Linked DNA regions of Homo sapiens: region 1 is linked to region 2. Evidence: read pairs that join two places in POLR2A ChIA-PET (ENCODE). Cell type or tissue: K562. All regions are shown on one strand. Each heading gives the region's core, and the rest is flanking DNA. Links, peaks and the distances in the headings are about the cores only.

Region 1 (2,907 bases), core at 123-2,622, 160 kb before region 2:
GATCCGCCTGCCTCAGCCTCCCAAAATGCTGGGATTACAGGCATGAACCACCGTGCCTGGCCCCGGCCAATTTTTTCATTGTTAAAACCCTCTCAGGCCCTGCCAATAGATGACAGTGGTGTGCGTGTGGGGAGAAGGTGGCCTGCCCCAGGTATCTCTACTTAGTGGTGGAGTGATGCTTCAAGGACTGAAAGTGTAGACCCTTAGCCAGATTACTGCCTGCCTGGAGTCACCTGATGAAATGCTGAACCTGTTCGGCTGTCTTGTCCATCTGTCTCTCCCGCCTGTAAAATGGAATAATGATAGCCAGCTGCCATAGCTTGACTCGAGTAAAGGATCTAGCACAAAAGCCCTTCTCCTGCCATAATTGTAGGGTGGAAACCCTTTAATGAATGGGCAGCTTCCCTCAGAGAACTGACTCTTCCCCCTAGAGTTTCTCCTTGAGAAACAAAGTCCCTGTGATACTTTCCTGGAATGTTGTATACATGACCTTCCCCGAAGGGACACAAGTGTTTCTGGTGCTTTCCAATGGGAATGTGGGAAGGGACCCAGGTGGGCCTTGCCACTTTGGGATTGCTGTCCCTGAAGAAATCCCTTAGCCTGATAGAAACGTAATTGTTGGGAGCAATGAACTGTGTTGGGGGAGAAAACATAACTTGGCCTTTCTTAAGCTGTATGGCTCAGTGGTCTGAGTTTCTGTAGATCTCTTATTGCCTAATGTGGCTTCTTCAGATGGATGTATGCTTAGTTGAAGCACCTCAGCTCCCTTTGCAGATAGTGGCAGTTCTGTGGTTTTCTTAGGGAAACCCCATTAGAAACCCCAAATGTGGAAATTTTTAGTAATCTCATTCGGGTCCCAAAATTAAGTAGAAGTGTCTCAGGGGCTCCCCCTTGAAACACCTACTTCTTCTGAGTGTACATTTGAGGTTGCTCTTAAAATTCTGTTACCATCACAGGGTTTTCCAGACTTCCTAGGAATAATTTCCCCAGTAGCCCCACAGAGCCCTTTAGCTTCTGTCGAAAATTACCCGGGTATTTTTTCAGGGGGCTCCAATGGAACCTGGAGGGTTTTCTTGACTTTTGTATGGGTGTCCCCAGATTTGTTTGGGCTGCATGAAACAGCAGTTGTTATCTCTGTCCCTTCCCCCAGCAGATATCTGTCCTGAGGCCAGTGGGCTTGAGCGTCCTCCTCTGTGTCCAGTCTCCCTGGTTTTGCCAGTGCCCTCAGCCTTCCATCATGGGGCTTTCTTGAAGCAACTGTGGTTTTGCCTGAGTTTAATGTGGATAGACATAGGGGTAATTCCCAGTGTACTGCTTTTCTACGGAAGTATAATCTCCTACTGCCTTAATTAAGCAGAGGCCCTGTCCCCACCCAACCTCCAACCTAATTCCACAGAGTCCTCCCTAAGGACTCCCTCTTTTTTCTTTGAAGGAGTCACTCTACTCCTGGATCCTCTTCTCTTCTGCCCCTCTATCCGACAGTCTGTCTTCCTTGTTCCCAGTTGGCAGACCTGAGTCAGGCAATCCCACTGGGTCTTTTTGTTTAGCCTGGGGAAGAGAAGACCCAGGAGAATATCACCAGCTTCAGATATCTGAAGGAAGAGGGACTGAGTCTTTTTTTATTGGTGTGGTACCTGGCAAAACTTGGATAAATGAAAAGAAGTTAACAGTTGGTAGAGCTTAAATTATGTGCAGAGAAGACATTTCTAACAGATTTACTCTGTCCTAGATTTAGGAGCTCCTCAGGGTGGAGGCCACATCTTGTCCATGCTTGTTTCCTCAGCACTGAGCAGAGGCCTTGGGCATAGCAGATACCTAATTGAAGAGAAACCCACTAAATTTCTGAAGAAACAGACCCTTGTCAAGCCAGAATAACAATAATGGGAGTGGCTATTTACCTAATAATTCATTCGTTGAGTCAAACAATGTTTATTGAGCTCCTACTGTGTACCATACTGGGAGTATGGCAGTAAACAAAAGTAAGCAAAACTAAGTTTCTGTCCTCATGGAGCTCACATTCCAATGAGGAGTGACAGGCAATAAATATATAATTACATGTTTATATCAGATGATTGTACATGCTATGAAGAAAATAAAGCAGGTTGGGGCATAGGGCATGTCTAGCAAGGGAGGGTGGGGCTGCAGTTTTAAAAGAGTGATCAAAGAAGGTGTAAGGGAGAAAAAAATGGCTTTCCTCTACCCTTCTAGGTCCTTTGGCTGGGCTGAGAATTAAATTGACATAGACAGATTAACTGGAGGAAAAATAATTAATTACATAGTTGTACACAGGAATCCTACAAAATATGAGGCTCAAAGAAGGGTCAGATAATTGAAGCTTATATAGCATCCTGAGCTACAGAAAAGAATATGGGGCTTGGGACTTCTGTTAGGGGCTTGAGTGGCAGCAACCCAAGTTATGGCAGGGTGAGGGAAAGAATTGGTGGTGGCGTGTGTCTGTGGTCCCAGATACTGTTGAGGGGGTGTACTGAGGTGGGAGGATCACTTGAGCCTGGGAGGTGGAGGTTGCAGTGAGCCGAGATCAAGCCACTGCGCTCCAACCTGGGTGACAGAGCAAGACCCTGTCTCAAAAAATAAAAATAAAAAGTCTCTCTGGTAATAAAATTTGTCTGGAGCAGCCCTCTTCCTAATACAGATACCTTTACTAGTGTAGATTTCCTTTTTAGATGTGAATTTCTTTTACAAAAGGACAGCTTTTCAGAGCTACTCTTATGTCTGCAGTTTCTCAGAATAACCAGTTCAAAATATGCCAAAGAAGTATATTTTTGGGGTGGCATATTGTTTTCCTACAGTCATATTTTGGGATGGTATGTCCTGAGTCCCAACAAAAGTATTACCTAAATTTATTTGAGCCAAGCGCTAAATGAGGTAAGGAGGTGGATGATGTAG
Region 2 (2,907 bases), core at 195-2,694:
GGCAGAGGTGGGTGGATCACGAGGTCAGGAGTTCCAGACCATCCTGGCCAACATGGCGAAACCTCGTCTCACTAAAAATACAAAAATTAGCCAGACATAGTGGCATGTGCCCGTAGTCCCAGCTACTCGGGAGGCTGAGGCACAAGAATCACTTGAACCCAGGAAGTGGAGGTTGCAGTGAGCCAAGATCGCGCCACTGCATTCCAGCCTGGTGACACAGCGAGACTCTGTCTCAAAAAAACAAAACAAAACAAAACAACAACAAAAAACAAAAGCAAAAATTAGCCAGACGTGGTGGCAGGCACCTGTAGTCCCAGCTACTCGGGAGGCTGAGGCAGGAGAATCGCTTGAACCCAGGAGGCAGAGGTTGCAGTGAGCCGAGATCACGCCACTGCACTCCAGCCTGGACGACAGAGTGAGACTCTGTCTCAAAATACAAAAAACCCCAAAATGAGCTGGGCATGGCAGTGCACGCCTGCAATTCTAGCTATTGGGAGGCTGAGGCAGGAGAATTGTGCTTCCCATGTTGTAAGAAGGTGTAACAGGATGAGACCTAGGCTGGGCAGGGGTGAAGGAGGGGAAAGAAGGAAGGCTTCTTGGAAATGCCACACGCCAGGAGGAGAGAACAGCATGTGCAAAGGTCCTGGAGAAAGAGTGCTCAGGAGATGTGGCAGGGACTGAGGGGTCACTAAGGCAGCTTGCCTACTGGCAGGAGATGAGGAGATAGACCAGCCCTGCAGGGCCCCGAGGACCATGGGGAGGAGTTGGGTCTTTATCCTGAGTGAAGAGACGCACTGGAGGAGTTCTGAGCAGAACAACCTAAACACATTTTGAAAAAGGCCCCTGTGGCAGTGCGTGGCTGGAGGGGGGAGGAGGAGGGGCAAGCAGTGGGCTATTTGAAGGCTCCACAGGAGCACAGGAGAGGGTTACCTCGGTCCACCCACTGCACTCTGAAACTTGAAAACCAAGCCAATTGTAAGCAATGGTTCTGCTAAAAAAGAAAAAAGAAAAAGAAAGAGACATCCCGGAAGCCTAAGCAACCCCAAAACACAGCCAACCAGTCCTGTCCCTGTGCTATACGCACACCCTGTGTGTCGCCTCCCTTACTGGGCTCTGGGCTCTGAGTCTCATTTACTTGAAGGAAGGCGCTGAGAAGCACTGCCTGGCCGGGTGCGGTGGCTCACGCCTGCAATCCCAGCACTTTGGGAGGCCGAGGCAGGCGGATCACCTGAGGTCAGGAGTTCCAAGACCAGCCTGACTAAAATGGTGCAACCCCGTCTCTACTAAAAATACAAAATTAGCTGGGTATGGTGGCACATGCCTGTAATCCCAGCTACTTGGGAGGTTGAGGCAGGAGAATCACTTGAACCTGGGAGGTGGAGGTTGCAGTGAGCTTAGATTGTGCCATTGCACTGCCTGGGCAACAAGAGCAAAACTCCATCTCAAAAAAAAAAAAAAAAAAAAAAAAGAAGCACTGCCTGTCAACTGTCAACATATGATTAATTTTAAAGAGGGAAATGAATTAGTTCTCAATGAATACTCTGTAGGAGTAGGGAGTTGGTTGGGGATAGAGCAGACAACTGCAGTTATTCTGGAATCAAGCTGGGAACTCAGTGCCCCCTGGCGGCTGATTTCTACGAGTGTTCTCCAACTAATCCAGGGGTCAGAGCTCTGCCAGGGATTTTCACTCCTAAAGTGCATCTGGCCTTCCAAACAACGCTCCACTGTGATCAACTTACATTTATTGTGATTGCGGGACTACTGGGGATATATATAGAGGGTGGGGAAAGGACAGATATGCCGAGATGTCCTGTGCCTGTCTCAAGCCTGGAACTTATGACAAGGACACAGGGGAAGTTTGTGTGGGTGAATGACAGACCGTGCCCTTAAGAGTGAGCCAGATGCTTTACAGGACTCCATTTCTTTTGTCTGACAGAGATGCCTTCTACTGGGGAAGCAAGTCTCCCTGCCTCACAGCACTGCAAATTATGAAGACACATGGGTGCAAGCCCATACCCTCGTGGCCTCAGGCAAGTCAAACCTCAGTTTCCTTATCTGTAAAATGGAAATGCCCTCTATCTCACTGGACTGCTGGGAGAAGTAAAGATGACATATAAAAAGTACCTAGCACCATTCTTTTTTTTTTTTTTTTTGAGATGGAGTCTGGCTGTGTGGCCCAGGCTGGAGTGCAGTGGTGCAATCTTGGCTCACTGCAAGCTCCACCTCCCGGGTTCATGCCATTCTCCTGCCTCAGCCTCCCGAGTAGCTGGGACTACACGCGCCCGCCACTACGCCTGGCTAATTTTTGTATTTTTAGTAGAGACGGGGTTTCACCATGTTAGCCAGGATGGTCTCGATCTCCTGACCTCATGATCCACCCGCCTCAGCCTCCCAAAGTGCTGGGATTACAGGCTTAAGCCACCGTGCCCGGCCGGCCACCTAGCACCATTCTTGGTACACGACAGGTGCTTGATAAATGGTAGCTGTTGTGATTACCGTCTTATTACTGCTAGTGCTGCTGTAAGGAGCAGTTCTGACAGCGTAGCCTTTTTTGCAGTTGGACAGTGCTGGTCTGAGTCCTGGCCCTGTTGCTTACTAGTGTGTGAATTTGTATCATTCCCTTTACTTCTGAGCTTCAGTTTCCTCACTGGTAAAACAGGGAAAGCCTCTGTGTCACCTCCATGTGTCACAAAATGCAACTGTCACAAATAGAAGTGCCTGTATCACCCTAGGTGATCAGAATTGCTATAATATCCTACCCTGGAAAGTAAGTCAGCCTTTAATCTGCTGCTTTAAAATAATTCCTCTTCTTTTAAAAAATATAGACGGGGTCGGCCAGGCGTGGTGGCTCATGCCTGTAATCTCAGCACTTTGTGGGGGCCGAGGTAGGTGGATCACCTGAGGTCG

Evidence for each region. Peaks named below come from ENCODE experiments on the same cell type or tissue, not always from the same donor. Only the 100,000 strongest peaks of a DNase experiment are listed, where the experiment ranks them.
Region 1: POLR2A ChIA-PET joins it to region 2 with 7 read pairs; 13 of 35 experiments call an interaction of 5 or more read pairs at or near these places.

What each region holds. Positions count from the first base shown.
Region 1 is chr20:31,715,529-31,718,435 of GRCh38, reverse strand. All of the region lies in intron 2 of BCL2L1 (BCL2 like 1), which reads left to right. BCL2L1-AS1 (BCL2L1 antisense RNA 1) reads right to left here. Exons shown (of 4, transcript NR_187576.1): 4 at 1,592-1,815. Among named protein-coding and RNA genes, the nearest start is that of BCL2L1, 5.9 kb to the left of the region's middle. RefSeq lists a silencer at 42-141 and an enhancer at 372-421. In K562, for the core only: no CTCF peak of the experiment used is centred there; a DNase peak (open chromatin) is centred at 1,145; H3K4me3 peaks cover 2,379 bases.
Region 2 is chr20:31,556,265-31,559,171 of GRCh38, reverse strand. All of the region lies in intron 8 of HM13 (histocompatibility minor 13), which reads right to left. Among named protein-coding and RNA genes, the nearest start is that of MCTS2, 10 kb to the right of the region's middle. In K562, for the core only: a CTCF peak has its summit at 1,629 (motif pointing left); a DNase peak (open chromatin) is centred at 1,621.